2 separate regions of the Mus musculus genome follow, and region 2 is linked to region 1. A link is a loop called in an ENCODE intact Hi-C map of the cell type or tissue named here. Cell type or tissue: gastrocnemius. All regions are shown on one strand.

Evidence for each region. Hi-C counts contacts between places; a loop is a spot of excess contacts. Peaks named below come from ENCODE experiments on the same cell type or tissue, not always from the same donor. Only the 100,000 strongest peaks of a DNase experiment are listed, where the experiment ranks them.
Region 2: it touches region 1 in a loop (2.4-fold over the local background); 3 of 42 quality-filtered maps call a loop at or near these places.

The regions. Positions count from the first base shown.
Region 1 is chr3:122,100,250-122,108,249 of GRCm38, reverse strand. Abca4 (ATP-binding cassette, sub-family A (ABC1), member 4) reads right to left here. Exons shown (of 50, transcript NM_007378.1): 12 at 5,370-5,575; 13 at 4,640-4,816; 14 at 2,720-2,942. Gm40138 (a long non-coding RNA gene) reads left to right here. Exons shown (of 3, transcript XR_001783974.2): 3 at 2,697-3,094. Among named protein-coding and RNA genes, the nearest start is that of Gm40138, 22 kb to the left of the region's middle. In gastrocnemius, a CTCF peak has its summit at 3,594 (motif pointing right); a DNase peak (open chromatin) is centred at 3,601; H3K4me3 peaks cover 536 bases; H3K27ac peaks cover 1,468 bases.
Region 2 is chr3:121,995,712-122,003,711 of GRCm38, reverse strand. Arhgap29 (Rho GTPase activating protein 29) reads right to left here. Exons shown (of 23, transcript NM_001356524.1): 13 at 1,010-1,170; 14 at 364-503. Among named protein-coding and RNA genes, the nearest start is that of Arhgap29, 32 kb to the right of the region's middle. In gastrocnemius, no CTCF peak of the experiment used is centred here; a DNase peak (open chromatin) is centred at 3,579; H3K4me3 peaks cover 255 bases; H3K27ac peaks cover 2,582 bases.

The DNA.
Region 1 (8,000 bases):
TGGTCCATCCAAATTCTGCATTCCCAAATACACATAGATCTTCTCATTCTTTTCTTGGGAACACAAAGATACAAGAATGCTGAGAACCCTTCTCAGGCTTCAGAGCAGAGTCACTGTTCACTAGGCCACCTCCCATAGTTCAGTGGGACATAGTTGAATAGTGGGGTAATGGGGGTCACAGACAAGTCACACAGCCTAGCATTCCCGAGGCCAAAGGGCCTCGTGCTCTCCCTCCCGCGTGTTTCTTCTTGCTCCTCCATCTTATGGAAGTGCTTCGTCTCATGAATGGGCTCTGATCTACGAATAAGGTTTTCCCTGAATCACTGCTTTCTCCACAATAGAAAGGAAAGAGACCAATTAGCGATATCTCTCTGGAGCCCGCGAGAACCAAGTGGAACTAATGTGTGTCTTATCTGCTGTGGTCACCATCTCTCCTTCATGCTCTCGTGCCTGTTGGGTATTGAGGGAATCGATTGAAAACCAGATGAGGAGGAGATATGCGGAAGGGAGGGACGGAAGGAAGCTGTACTTAAGTTGAACCTAAGTCCGAGGAAGTCTTAAAAAAAAAAAGTCAGAACTGGACTGGAGGGTTTTTACTGCTCTCTGTAGAATGAATTCAACCTTCTATCCGAGCCCAGAGCAAAGTCCTGCAAACGTCTAGACTGCGAGCTTTGGTGGATGTCAGTCACCCAGCCAGCCTTGTGGGCTCCGTCCCCAGCTTCCTCCTCTACCCGCTTTCCTTGTTGCTCCTTGTGGACTGAGTAACAATGGAACCTTCCCATTGTCTTTGCCCCCAGCTTCTTTCCTGCACAGCAGAGCTGGGGAGGAAGGGACACACACACACACACACACACACACACACACACACGGGGGGGGGGGGGGGGGATTCAAAGGAAAACCTTATTTTGGTGTGGAACGCTCTGTTTCCGTCATTATTGGAACAGCGTTCTGGTTCCCACAAGGAGAAGAAGCGTCTTTGTGCTCGAAGCTCTTGGTGAACACTCTTTACCTCACGTCCCAAGAGCTTTGAAGTCCTAAAACCTCGTTCTTGGGCAGGCAGGTCTCTGTGTCGCTTATCAGTCAGAAGCCAGCCATTCAGCCAGATGTTTACTCACGGACTCTTTTAATTCTAAAGATACAAATCACCTACTGGTGAAAGAGGTGTGGGGCAGAGCAGAGGGCCTATGGTGGCTAAGAAGGGGGCGGGGCTGCCCCTTTCACCTCTGTGGAGCTCTGGTATCCTTTGTAGGGTGAGGTTGTTTGACTAGAATGGCCTCCACCCCAGCATTGGTTCTAAGGGAACTCTAAGATGGGTTTTGATTGACACCACAACCCACAGGGTCATAGTGTAATAGCAAAGATAGAACGCAGTAGGTTAGGGACATTTTACTGCAAAATGGGGGGCTTGGATGAAACGGGTATGTGTTAGTTGGCTAGCATATATGATGGGGCGTTCTTAGGTCAGGTAGCCATGATCCAACATGGAATGGGAGACTTGCATCCTGTCCGCACATCTTCATGACACTTGACATGAGGATAGCGATGAAGCTGAACAGGCTCACTGGGTCTACAACAGAAAGCGACTTCCATCCAATAAAGCATCAACAACTACCAAGTGTGTGCACTCGTATTCCAACAAGCCCAAAAGGAGCTGCTTCTACGAAGGAGCTAAAAATATAAAATATACAGGATGGCAGCATACTGCGAAACAACGTCCTATCTTTAATTCTACCTTAATGGGGGAAAAAAAAAACCCCTATCACTAAGAAAAGACAGGCTCCAAATTCCATCCTTTCAAACAGAGTCCTTGGATAATATGTTTTATAACGTGGCAGCATTATATTAGTATATAATATTAGATGTTAGTGGGCCCATGTTGAGACCGCCCCCCTCCCCCAGGCTTCAACTATACAACAGGTTTAGTATAAAAGAAAGTTTATCTGGGACATAGGAAGGGGGTCTGGGAAAGAGAGTAAAAGCAGAGAAAGGTTACAGAGAAGGACAGAAAGAGAGGAGAGAGAAAGAAGGGGAGAGGCCAGCAGGGAACTTGTGGCCAGGCATGAACATGTGGGATAATGGAGAGAGAGAGAGAGAGAGAGAGAGAGAGAGAGAGGAGGATGGAAAGTCCTTTTATGCTAGGTAATGGTTGGGCAGAACCTAGAGGAAATGCTAACACTGGAGATCTCTGCAGGCAGAAAGATGTTTCTTAGTGAAGCTAACGCCCTGGCCATGAGGATGATTGACAGGTTAATTGTCCAGATCTCCTCCCCTCATACCACCAATAGCGCTTGCCACCTTCTAACTGTAGCCAAGTATTGGAATGATAATTCTAGGAAACACTCCTTTTAAGCTCATTCCTGTCTTTGAAAGAAGAGGCAACCTTTGAGCACACAACAGTTCTACCCTGGGCTTTGCTTACAGCGGTCTCCGGTCTCCGCGTGGTCATGAAACAGACTGGGAAACCTACGTAGACAGTGAGTGAGGCCCTTAGGCAAGAAGAGGAGAGGGGAAGAGATAACGATACATGGCTGGGGGGGAGGCAGGGAATTGAGGGTGCTGGCTCTCTAAGGGTCCTGCCTTGCTTGAAAGGTGAGGAATTACCTGTCTTGCTGTCTTTAATGCTCAGCTAACTAGTCCAAGCACTTGCTCACCAACAGGAGGAGAGCAGAAACAATGAAGCCATTTTTTTTTTAAAGACTGTCTTCTCCACCCGGCTTACCATGATGAACAGCGTCAGGAGGAAGATACTCAGCGCCATGATGGAGAAGCTATCCAGGAACCAGGTACACCAGATGACAGCATTAGAGACGCCTTGGTTTTTCAAGGTCTCCTTCAGCCTCAGCTCCTTCTCCAAAACAATGCCCTTAACGGTCATGGAGACAGAGTAGATCCACGCCAGCACCATGAAGATAGGGAAACAGCGATTCAGGATGATCATGAAGCTGAAGCGAGAGGAAAAAGCAGAACAGAGCCAGCTGTCCCTGGTAGAATCAACGTAAAATACTTATTGAATGGAGAGTTGAGAATGAAGCCCGAAGGGAAGGAGAGCAGAAAAATAAATCGTTGGACCCTCACTGGGTTGAGCCCTCTTAAATACCTTTCTCATTTGTCATTTCTTTCTTTAAGGCAAAATGGAGCCGTTCTGGACAGCCCAGATGGAGGATGCTCTATATGTGTAGGAATAAAACATACCATCTCTTTATAGTATATATGCCATATAGTATATTTAGATCTTCCCCATGAAGGCTTGTGGGAAAGACTGTAGACCTGATGGTGTGGGTTGTGATCTGAACAAGGCAATGATCCAATAGTCATTGATTCCGAGAGCCATCCATTCGTAAGTGGAGTAGATCCTGGGATAGGCTCTCGGCAAGCAGGACGGATTTGACACGATGGAATCACATTAGGGTAAGCGTTACAGGTTTCCCCTGTGAATAATGCACTGGTAAAGCCCTTGGGATTATTATCTATTGAAACTGTTGGGTGTTGTCAAAGGAAGGGCCCAGTGCCTAGCGTGGGAGGATAGTTTCACTCAAAATGGCCCTAGGGAGGGAACCAACCAACCAAAAATCATGCACTTCCGAGGCTGGCCGCCAGAGGGCTCTCCCATACTGAATGACTCCGATTCCCACAGGTTCTCCACACTCACCCGTTTTCCTGCCAGCCCCTCCCCTTCTGACCCTGCAAGTGGACCTGGGCTCTCCTTCCCATCTCTGCCTCTTATCCAAAGTAAAACTAACTTCTGAACAGCGACCGTTATCTCTGCAGTCTTCTGCAGAGCTGGAGACCTGATGGGGCCACAGTGTCGAGCACTGCTTTCCCGTGTGTACACTGGGCTTTATTTTACAATCTCTCCAGCTGGCCACGGGACTCTTTTCACCACGTTTTGCCATCTCTGCTTCCCGGATCCCACAGTCACACACACTCGTGCTACAGTGACTTTCCCGTGATCTCAACACCCCAGGAGTTAAATTCCTTAGCCAACTATAGGTCAGGGAGTGTTTCTGACCCCATCTACCATGATAATAAGCCTTCTGAGCACCTCTCCCCCTCTGTCCCTTTCTCCACCACTCCAAAATCTATTTTCAACAAAACAGCAGGCTGTTTGCTTAGCATGCTACTGGTCAAAGGGCGGACAGGCGTTAGGATGGGGGTGGTCAGAGAGGGAGGCCAGAGCTCATCCAACAACACATTCCTCTACCTTTTCACCAAACACACATCATAGGAATGTTAATTGGGGAAGGAGCTGCATTATTCTGAGGCTCCTAGGTACCAGGCCTTCTTGCCACGCAGTCTGAATCTGCTGATCTGGCAATCACTGGGAAAACGCCCTGACCAGAACCTTCCACATACCAAACATACTACGAAGTGGAAATTTAAACAGCGGGCATCCCCCCACTTCAACCTCACTCCTATTGTTTGAACCTCCAATTTCCCTTTTGTACCCCCGACACCCTATCATTTATTTCCCCCTCTGCTTCCGTCTGGAGTGCAGAGCCAGCATCTTCTTCGGTCAGAACCCTATGCTCCCCAGTCTTCCCTCATCACTGGGGTTCCTTCGGGAGATGCTGAAGCCTTGAGAGCACCCCCATTTACTGCTTTTTCAGCTCAGGGAGGAAGATAGAGGTCTGGGACTCACGAGTCATCCACAAAGCAGGGATAAGGCATCTGTTGGAGATAGACTCCAATTGGAGGCTCTGCCTGCATCTGACTCTTCACGATTCCTTGCTCCACCATGTCCTGTAGATAGGCAAAACCTCCCCAGATGTACCGGAAATCTTCGACAGGATCCGCCCTGGGACCAGAATCCCAGTACCTAAGAAGGCACAGGATGAAGGGGGAAGGATGTAAGTGCGAGTGGGTAACTCACTCACTTCACAAGCCCAGGTTACCCCACAACTCGGTCCCTTGACGAATTCTCCTCAAGCTGTGGTCCTCAACCTTCCTAACGTGGCGATCGTTTAATAATGCAGCGCCTTGTGCTGGGGTGACCCATCCCCCAAGCATAAAATTATTTTTGTTGCTACTTCTTAACTGTAATCTTGTTACTGTTAGAAAAATATAAATATCTGTGCTTTCTGATGGTCTGGGGCCAGCCCTGTGAAAGGACTGTGACCCACAGGTTGAGAAATGATGTCCTACATGTTTCCCAAACTAGCCAGCTCTACTTTGGGGTCACAGTGCTAACTCCGATGGCCATGACTCACGAGGTGATTGCTTCGGTCTACCTCCATCTGCACAAATCATACTTTCTCCCATTTAGCTTCCCTTCGTTGATCCATAGGCTGCATTTGCCCTTAATCCTCTACTCGCTACCAAATATAATTCACCATGAGTTTTGGAGAAACCTTTCAAGACTGAGCCATCACCTGTCTTTGATCTTATTGGTCTTCTCCACCACATCTATGTCCATCCGAATCTTGTACTTCACATGAGGAGGTAAGGAGCTGGCCCAGGGATACATGCCAGGGAACACCACTCCGGCCCAGAACCTGTTCTCCTCCAGGAGAGACAGGGCTCGTTGGGTGAGCTGCACTTCATCATCATAACTTTCAAACTTATCCAGGACCAGACACTGTGGATGGAGGATCACAAAGGTGGGGAGAGTCTGAGGCCCAAATGTAAACAAAAAGGCAGAAGAAACTCTACTGCTCAAGGGATGGGTCCCCCACAAAAAAAACTATACACCAACTATGTATTTAATTACAGGGTCTGCCATTAATTTCTTTGTGTGCCTAGGTTGGTGTGTGTGTGTGTGTGTGTGTGTGTGTGTGTGTGTGTGTGTGTGCGCGTGCGTGCAAGGGCCCTGGAAATGATGACAGGTTCTTATCACTGAAGAGTTAATGGAGACTGCTCTGCCCAGATGTCCAAGACAGTCCAAATATGCAAGTCCTCAAAACGACACAAATACTCAAGGTTCTCACTCCCCAGCATGGGGAGGCGAGGGAGTGGGGTCACGGTGGACACAGGGCTGCTTTGAAGATCAGAAAGCCTGAGGATAAAAGACTTTTAAAGAGAGAAGCATTCCTGGCATTGAATCTTCCTGGCTCTCTCCAAACACACACACAGGCTATCCAGCTGAGGGACGAACCAGGAAGAGGAAAGCAAAGGAACAGACAGCCAAAAAAATGGTCTCATCTGAGAGCTTGGTCTCATGCATGGCTTCATGGTGAGAGAGTGGAATTATCCCAATATCTCTTTTCTCAGAGAGAGAGAGAGAGAGAGAGAGAGAGAGAGAGAGAGAGAGAGAGAGATCCATAAGAGAGAGCAAAACTAAGAATTTCCTTTCAATGGAGGATTGAGAGGTTGCCCACTTGTACAGACTTGCTGAAGTAATTATGTTGTACTGGTATTCGTTTTACACGGGGTGGGGGGAGTGTTTGTGTCCATGATTCTTAGAATGTAACTCACAAGAGGTCAGACAGCCTTGTCTTGATTAATTTGTTCGACGAAAATTTACAGAGTATATGCAACGTGCCAGAGCCTGCCAGGCTCCTCAGGTACAAGGAGAGAAGATGACAATCTCTTCCTGAGACAAACTCAAACCTGATGGTGGAGGGTTTGTAGTGAACCCATGAGCGTGGATAGCGGGCAGAGGAAGGAAAATGGAGGTCGGCTTGACCACGAGGAGCAGCACTGTGGCCTTAGGGGACTTGCAAGAATAGAGCCGTGGTTCCCACCGTCCCTCAAGCTTTGGAGCACTGGCTGGCTTTAAAAAGACACCAAAGTCTTTATTTCAAAATCTTGAGGGGCAAGGCCAGGCACTAGCATTTTGTTAAAAGACAAAGACAACAACAAAGCCCTCCCCAGGTAGTCACAATACATAACACATGGTGAGTGGTTGGGACCGGACCCTTTACTCTGCTAGGTTTGGGAATTTGACTGACCAACTGAGGGGTGTCTCAGGACACACACTTTCAGGCTAAGACCAAGAGAATTCTGGCCAAGCCCTAAAATCCCATCAGGTCACCGTGGGGTTCTAAGCAAAAGTATGACAATGAGATCAGACAGGGAAGTCACAGGGGCACTAGGCTAGACTGTTGAGTATATTCTGGCTTTAAAGAATAGTTAACTCCACCAGGAGAACCTGGGAGTGAGTGGCTGGAAACTTATGTGTGCTAGGGAAGAAATGGTAGAGATGCTCCTGGGTTAAGGGCCGATAGAACCAGGGTCCCTTCCTCTCTCTCTCTCTCTCTCTGGCCCAGAGTTCTTCCTGGCACACCAGGGCTAAGAGGCATAGCCTACTGCACACATCCAGCATTGCGTGGCTTATGGATGGATTCTTCCACGTGCTTACAATGTCCTGTAAGCTGACCAGTGAATATAGTTTATCCAGTAGCCCAGGAAAGTTAGCCACAAGAGCAGTGGTTCTCAACATTGGTGGGAACCCCTTTGGGGGTCGCATATCTGATATCCTTCATATTAGAAATTTACATTACAATTCACAACAACGGCAACATTACATTTCTGAAGTAGCAATGGCGTGTTGGAGGGGGTCGCCACCCATGAGGAACTGTGTTAAAGGGTCACAGCATTAGAAAGGTTGAGAACCATTTCTCCAGAGGACTGGAAACTTCTAGGCAGTCGTAGAGTGATTGTCAAACCCCTAGTCACTTGATTAAGGAGAAATTAAAAAAAAAAAAAAAACCAGAAACACAAGGACCAGAGAGCTAAGCTCTACTGTACTGGCAAGGAGCAAGGAGACCCAGCTCACGCCCTGTGAACCCCTCACTTCTGAAGCTTCTTCCTGCAGAGGATTAGAAGAGCAGTCTCCTTGGAGGGTGTTACAAACCCATCCTCACTGGGTTTTCTGACCTCTGAGTCTCAGTGTTCCAGGAAAAAAGGGAAGGTCCATTCAAGATGATATGGGGAGGATCAACAGCGCATGTGAAGACCAACGGGGCCAAGCAGGGCTTAAAGGGCTTGCAATCTTAAAAGGAAATTAGATTGGTATTTCTTTAAGAAACACAAGAGTAGACACTCACGTCACAGAGCTAAAG
Region 2 (8,000 bases), 100 kb after region 1:
TGGGACCCAAGGGTGCTCCCCTTCTCTAAGGAGAAGTGGAGGGAATAAAGGGGGAGGGACTTGTAAGAGTGGGACTGGAAGGAGAGGAGGGAGGGAGGACTATGACTGGGATGCCAAGTAAATTAAAAAAAAAAAACATATTATTGAAGAAAAAAACCCTTGCCTACAGGTAGATTTCATAGGGTGAAATACTGACATTATGTAAAAGGAAATGATTCAAATTTCTGTAACAATGACTAATATACAGACTTTTGAGATAGGCATGGAGGTCAGAACTATAAATGATCTAGAACAGTTCATTAAGTAATCCCGTCTGAGAGCCCTGCTGTTTCATAGAGCTGTGTCTGCTCTGCAGGAATGTACCTGTCATGTCTGCACTGTTGGAGCACCTGTCCTCTTCAAGCTTATGACAGCTGTCAGGAAGGCGGGCAACATCCTCTAAGGAGTCAGCAGGTTCATAGCCAGATGTCTGCGGACTGTTGGTCATTTGTTTATTTACATTCCTATGGGATAAAATACTCAGCACTAACAGTCTTGTAAACTTCTTAATTTAATAAATGTAGAATAAGCTTCATTAATATTAATAACTTTGTTATATAGTTCAACTTCTTTTAAAGAAATATAGCATTTAGACAATGTGTATTTATAACAGCTGAATATGGAAAAGGTATAACAATAGAATATTTAATATTTATATCATGATTAAACTTTTCTAATCTAACATTAGTAAAAAGTATAGATCAAGTTTTTGGTATACTCAAAATATGTAGGTTATCATTTGCTACTTCCAAAGAGTTTTTAAGACTCAAAGAAGCGTGTGAAAATAGAAAGCATCATCCTCAAGTATATTTCATCTATTCCTTAAACTCACAAAATAATAGGAAAATATTGAAAAAAATTAAAGCTAGTATTTCAGTGTAAGAAAAGACATTTCCTTATAAAAACATAGACAGGAACTCAGCAAATGTTTTCCCGTTTGAAATAATTTCTCCTATGCATTAATTCTTACCCATCAACCTTTTCTTCTAATTCACTTGAGCTTGTAGCCTTCACGAATTCACTGTACTCCTGACCTGGATCATAGAGTTTGGCACTGTCACAGAGGGACTGTAAACTGTTGGCAAGGGATGCAGCCTGTAGCTGCTGCATATGAAAGAGGTTAACTGTTACCTACAGTCACAAAGACAAAAGACAGACATAACTCATGAGCTATAAAATGCTATGTACATTTATGTCAACAAGCACACTAATAAAAGACCACACATTTGACATACACAACACTGATATTACCATCAGCATGCTATGCACAGCTTAGATTGGAAATAACTTAATCTAACAGCTAACGGTCGACAACTGTCTAAAAAAACTATCACTCCTACTATTTAACACGTGACTCCAACAGTGATTTTAAAATGTAACATGCCAGAGTTCATACAATATGTGAGTTTTCTAGTAACAAATTTTAGACACATACTAACTTCAGTGTATCATGGCGAAATCCCCATCCAACTATATTATCTTAAGGGTGGTTCCTAAATTATTTTGTGGTACTGAAAACTGCTATAAACACTTTGTAAGAATGTCAACTTGGGCAGTGAGATGGCTCAGCTGGTGGAGGCACTTGCCTACACAAGTCTGAGGACTTGAGTTTAGGTAAAGCTGGAGGAGAGAACCTGACTCCAGAAAGTTGTTCTCTCTCCTCACTCTCCCATGCTATGGCATGTGTGTCTCCCATCATACATACACACAACCCCCATATATAATTAAAAGATGATAATGCTATCCTATCCCCTGCTTTATCACCATGCTTGTGTTTCTGGAAGGGTATTTTTAACATGATAGGTTAGGGAAGGCCAAAGAGCTGACATTTGAAATATGAGAGAAAGAGCCACGTGAGAAAGAGCCAGGAAACAGCTGCAGAGAGAAGGCTGATTCAAACAGAAGGCAGAGGTGGTGCAGACGTGGACAGTGCGTGTGCTCCTGAAGCACACAGAAGGGCCAAAGCACACACAAGGAAGCAGAACATCTGCTTGACTCAGGTCAAGAAAGGTCACTGGAGGTGGAGTGAAAAGGAAGCCAGCTAAAGACTAAGTAAAGCACGGTCCCATCTATTCCTTAACACGCCGCTTGGGACCTGTGTGGGGGATGGAGGTAAGGAAAGCAGTATGGAAAAAAGACTATGTCGTCTCTTCATCAGTCACGTCTTATCAGATGGTAGGATCAACTCTTAGTTAACCAGAGTCCAGGTGGATAACACCTTTCTCTAAGGACAAGTCAGTGAACATAGCACTATTTGAAATGTATGCCCAAAAGAACAGTTTGTGTCTTCATCCTTCAATTAACAAAGGACATTTAGCCTTTATTTGATACAGTTTAATGACTGGCTAGCATATTTGGGTAATCCTGTGGCAAGTTGAACCTGCTTGATCTAAAGGGTCACTTCCATGGGTGAGCAACACTAATCAAGTTATTTATGATTTCTTTGTATCAGAAATTTGAAAAAGTTCACTGAGTCATCTGAGAGATCCTGTTTAAACGAAAAAACCCAAACCTCTTCATCACTTACATGCTACCTGAGTAGCAAGCGACAAGGTGATCTGTCCAAAGAGCATACACTGGGAAGAAAGGTTTTCTAAACTTCTGTTTCTGCACTAGTAAAACGGAGCTAAATATATGTTTACATAGTAGGACCCTCTGAGAACTAAGTAAGTTCATATAGACAGATCTCTTACATGCACAGATACACACTCAATCTTAGCTTTTATCAGCTATAGTTTGAGGTAAGGGAGATTTCATAAATCTGATAACAATCAAACATTGATAAGTGATTTACAACTTTAAGGGCTCAAAACATTTGAATTGTTCCTCACTGAGATGGAATCTTTTCCTCCATCTGAATCCACTGAAAAGTCCTGCTCAGAGCCATGTATTAGTGCCATTTATCTCAAGACTCTCCAGAGTAAACGGAAGTAGGCAGACTGTGGAAATATATGACAATTTTGGATACATTCTTGCTTTTCCCACTCTCATCGTATTTTCCAGCCTAGGCTGATTCCCACAAATGTAACACTGGACATGAAGAGAGACAGCTTCCCGAGGGGCCTATAACAGTGATGGCAGTTACAGAACTGAACAGATCTCAAACTCTGAAGTGAATCCTCCCTTATGATCAGGAGCTGTGTTCAAATGGTGGTGAACTCATGAAACTCCTGTAGCTTTATTTTTTTCTGTATTCCTGCATCGCTCACCCAGCCCCTCTACTTAATGAGTAAGGAGTGCTGTCTTTAGCTGGAGACATCTGTGGAGAGCAGAAGAGGAGCCAGCACCACACTTCAGCTTCCCACTCAGACCAAGGTGACCGACACAAAGCGAGGGGAGAGAACATACCTACATCAAATGTCCCCCATCCCCACTTTAAAACAATATTAGGACCTAGAGTCCCACAAAACAATGTCAAAAATACCTAGGATAGCATTCAAAATGTGTTGTGGAATGCTGGCCTCCAGGCATGACACAGCCTTCTTGACCTCCCTGTGGCTGGGACTCCCCTCCCCTCCTCAAGAATACACAGGCAGTTAACAGTTGCTGGGAGTGGGGGTGGGGCACCACCAGGCCCTACCCTTAGGACCTGTAAGCAGTTAACAGCTGCTGGGAAGAGAGACTATTCCTTTGTAATTAGCTTCTAGGGATGCTCAGCTCCTATAAAGCAACCCCAGTTAAACTGATTGGTTCACTAAACTAGACTCCGGTGTAATCGATTCTTTGGCAGTTACTGGTACTCTCTGGTGAGTGAATATTTGCCGATGATGTCTTCCCAGCAAAACTACTTGTCATGTGAAATATCAGGAAACTCTTCACCACTCACAAAAGACAGATATTAACATTGAGATCTCACACTAGGATGAAGCCTCTATAGCAGTTATTACAGTGGGCTGAAGAATGAAGGGAAAGGCTGGGGAGACTCGGACGTATTTGACTTGCATGAGTGAGAATCTGAGATTGAGCCTCACACTTTTTTTTCCCCCTAAATTGAAAAAAGGCCAGCTATGATGGGGTGTGCTCATATCCATCCTAAAGGCCAGCTATGGTGGGGTGTGCTCATATCCATCCCAGTACTGGGGAGGGAGACAAGGATCTCCAGGGTCTATGGTCAGCCAGCCTAGCCTATTTGCTGAGAAACCCTGTCTCAAAAGAAAAAGTGGATGGATGGTTCCTGAGGAATGATGCTACTCTGAGCTTCCATGTGTACCCACGGGCACGCTTACACAAATCTATACATACAAAAGGGGAAAATAGTTTGGAACATGGAAAGATAAACCGAAGACACACAGAAAGGGAAATTTTAGTAGTGAAAAAGCAAATTTCCAAAAACAAAGTTACCAAACGACTATACTGGAAAAGAAAAACAACAGAGAGGCAGTGAACTTGAAGCAAAAAGACAGGACAAGATAATACTTCGAGGCTTACTATGGAACTATCAATAAACTCATCCTAAGTGGAAAATATAATATTCTAATAAAACCATTGTTCAAAACTAAAAGTAAGCTGAAACAGCCATATCATATCAATATTATATCATGTCATATCATATCAGCATGCATAGCATATATATCTACTAATTAAGTAGACTAAAAACACAAGGAAAATTACCAGCTAAAAAGAGACTGTTGGTTAGTTGTCAGTGTGGCACAAACTGAGTCATCTGGGAAAGGGAAACCTCATTTGGGGAATTGTTTTCATCATACTGGCCTGTGGGGGACACATTCTTGATTACTGATTGATGTGGGAGGGTTCAGCCCACGGTGGTTGATGTCACCACCAGGGAGGTGGTCCTAGCTTAAAAAAAAAAATCAAGCAAAACAAGCCATGGAAAGAAAGCAAGCCAGCATAGAGCTATTCTGTGGTCTCTGCTTCAGTTCCTTCCTGCAGATTCCTGCCCTGGCTTCCCTTGATGTTGACCCACAACCTCTGAACCAATAAGTCTTTCCTCCCTCTGTTCATCTCAGTCACTGCTTTATCCGAGCAACAGAAAAACAAACTAGGAAAAAGATATCTCAAAAATGAAACATCGGTTTGCTATGATGGTGTAACATTTGTTAATGTAGAACCAACTAATAACAGATTTCAAAATACATAAACCAAAAGCTGAAGGAACTAGACATATGGTATGTTGAAGACTTCTAAACTCACCTCAGTAGAGACACAGTTAAATATAACTAACCAAGAAAACAGAAGAACAGAGTTACAGCTTAGACTAAGGAACTGATAAGAACAAAAGACTAGCCAACAGTGAAAGAATATACACTCTAAAATACACTCATGGTGCATTCACAATTGATCTTTCCAAAGAAATGCCTTTTAATCTCATTGTTTTTCTTTATCTTTTCAATTTTATCAACTTCTTTTAAAAAAAAAAACTTTATACTGAGTCAATCAAAAAATGTAACAAATTTAAGTCTGGAATCATACAACTAATTTTTCTTTCTACAAAAGAATTAAACTAGAAGTCATTATAATAAAAATAATTCTGGAAAATATTTAAAATGCTCGAAAAAATAAACAGGCTTTTACATTATCCATCATTCAAAGAGAAAGTCTCTATGGAAATTAGAAAATGTTTTGAACTAAAGAAAAATGAAAACACATTTCAAAATCTGTGGGCTGTAGGTAGGTAATCTTTAGGAGGCAATCTGAAGCTTTAAAAACTTTATACTAGTGATGGAGGCAGGTCTCAATGAATGATCATGAAAGCTTAAAAAAAAAAAAAAGGTAAACAGAAAGCAAGCTGAAACTAATAGAACTGTGGGAAAAATCAGCTGAAAACTTTCGTCCCTGAAAGATCAATGAAATGTATAAGCTGCTTGCAAGACTGACGGAGTGTATGCACTGATTATTAATTAACATTAAGAATGAAAGAGGAAACATCACTTTACCCACTTAGACAAAGGTAAGCTACAGCCACCATGTATGTATGTATGTGTGTATGCATGTATGCATGCATGTGTGTTTGTTCATCAAGTTGAAAGGGATCAATTCCATGCAAGCCATAAACTACTTTACCTAAGAAATAATTAATTTGAATATACCAAAAGAAATGACTGTGTAGTAAAAAAAAACTCTTCCAAAAATCTCAACCCTGGTTACCACACATGCTGCTAGATAGGAAGAAATAACACAAATCTGATAAACCCCTCCCCGACAAAATACTTTCTCACCTCATTTTATGAAAGCAGATGACCCTAACCCAAACAAAAGACAGTAGACAGGGAAGGAGGGAGGGAAGGGAGAAGAGAGGAAGGAAGGGGAACTGGAAAATAAAGTCCATGATATAGAATCACAGACAAAGCGCTCAGCAAACACAGGGAGGCAATGTCTTAAATAAATGCAGGGCACCTGCAAAGCCTTCACAGCTCCGTCCCCACTTAAACAATAAAGGACTCAATGCTTTCAAGACAGAGCCTGATGTGGGAATTTTCTCTCATGAATTTTATTTAACTGACAGCCTTATAGGAAACTATGAAGATATATAAAATATAAGCAAAAGAACTGTAAAAGGAAAAAGACACACAACTGCCCTTAGTGCAAAAATAGCTTAATTTTCTACAATGAGAACCGGGAGAAATCTACAGATTTACCAAGACTCCAAAATAAAAGTTCATGCAAAAATTGACTATGATTCTTTTTGTTTTGTTTTGTTTTGGTTTTTCGAGACAGGGTATCTCTGTGTAGCCCTGGCTGACCTGAAACTCACTTTGTAGACCAGGCTGGCCTCGAACTCAGAAATCTGCCTGCCTCTGCCTCCCAAGTGCTGGGATTAAAGGTGTGCGCCACCACCGCCCGGCTTTTTATTTTTTAAAAAGGTGTGTGAGTGTGTTTTCTGTCTTCATGCACACCAGAAGAGGGAATCAAAACCCATTACCGATGGTTTACAGATGGTTATCATGCTGTTGCTGGGAGTAGAACTCAGAACCTTTGGAAGAGCTGCCAGTGCTCTTAACCAGAGACATCTTTTTAGTCCCGTTTCTTTTTTAACGGTATTTTTAAAAAGCTAGCCAGGGAGAAACTGCCCTTGATAAGACATGAGCCTGGAGAGCATGGCATCTTCATACACAAAACTACCACGTCTCAGCTTTATAGCCCAAGCCAATGTATCTCCTACAGTAGGCCAATGTCCCCTGCCCCAAATAAACCAAGAATAAGGCTGAAAGACACATGTCCTCATTCCCAAAGCTCACTGTGCAAAGTAGCCAACCCTAATGGTCTATAGTCCCTGCTCACTTTGCCTTTCTTAAGAGTCCCAAATCGTCCAGGCCTGGCCTCAAACTTGCTATATTGCCATGGATAGCCTTGAATTTTGATCGCCCAAATGCTAGAATTACAGGTGTGTCCCACTACAATTTCTAATAAAGACTCTTATACTTAGTTAATCTGATCACTCGTGTTTTCTGCCTGCCAAAGCTATCATTTCCTTGTATAATCTATTGGGAAATGTTAAGTAATGAATTCTCTGGCACGGCTCTTTGTGCTGGTACTTGGTATCCATATGCAAAACAAAACAAAGCAAAATACAAACCCCAGCTTCAATCCACACCTTACACAAAAATGAACTCAATACAGACCACATACGCAAGTGTCAAACTATACAATTTAGCACAAAACAAAGGGGAAAACTCTATGACCTCGGGTTCAGTGAAACTCTTACAGACATAACATCAAGAGCATGACCAAAACGAGAGTACGATAGACCTGAACTTTCCCCTACAAGACATTGCTAAAGTATAGAAGAAAAATTCTGAAATGAGACAGAATACAAGCAAATTCAATCATAAGAAAACAAAAACAAAACAAAAACAAACCACACAATGAAAAATTTAAAATAGTCAAATTGTAAATAAGCCCTTGAAACTATTTTCAATGTTATTTTTAAAGTTCTAATTGAAATGTAATTACATCACTCCCCTCTCCCCTTATTCTGGAAAACAAATGAAAACCATAATTAG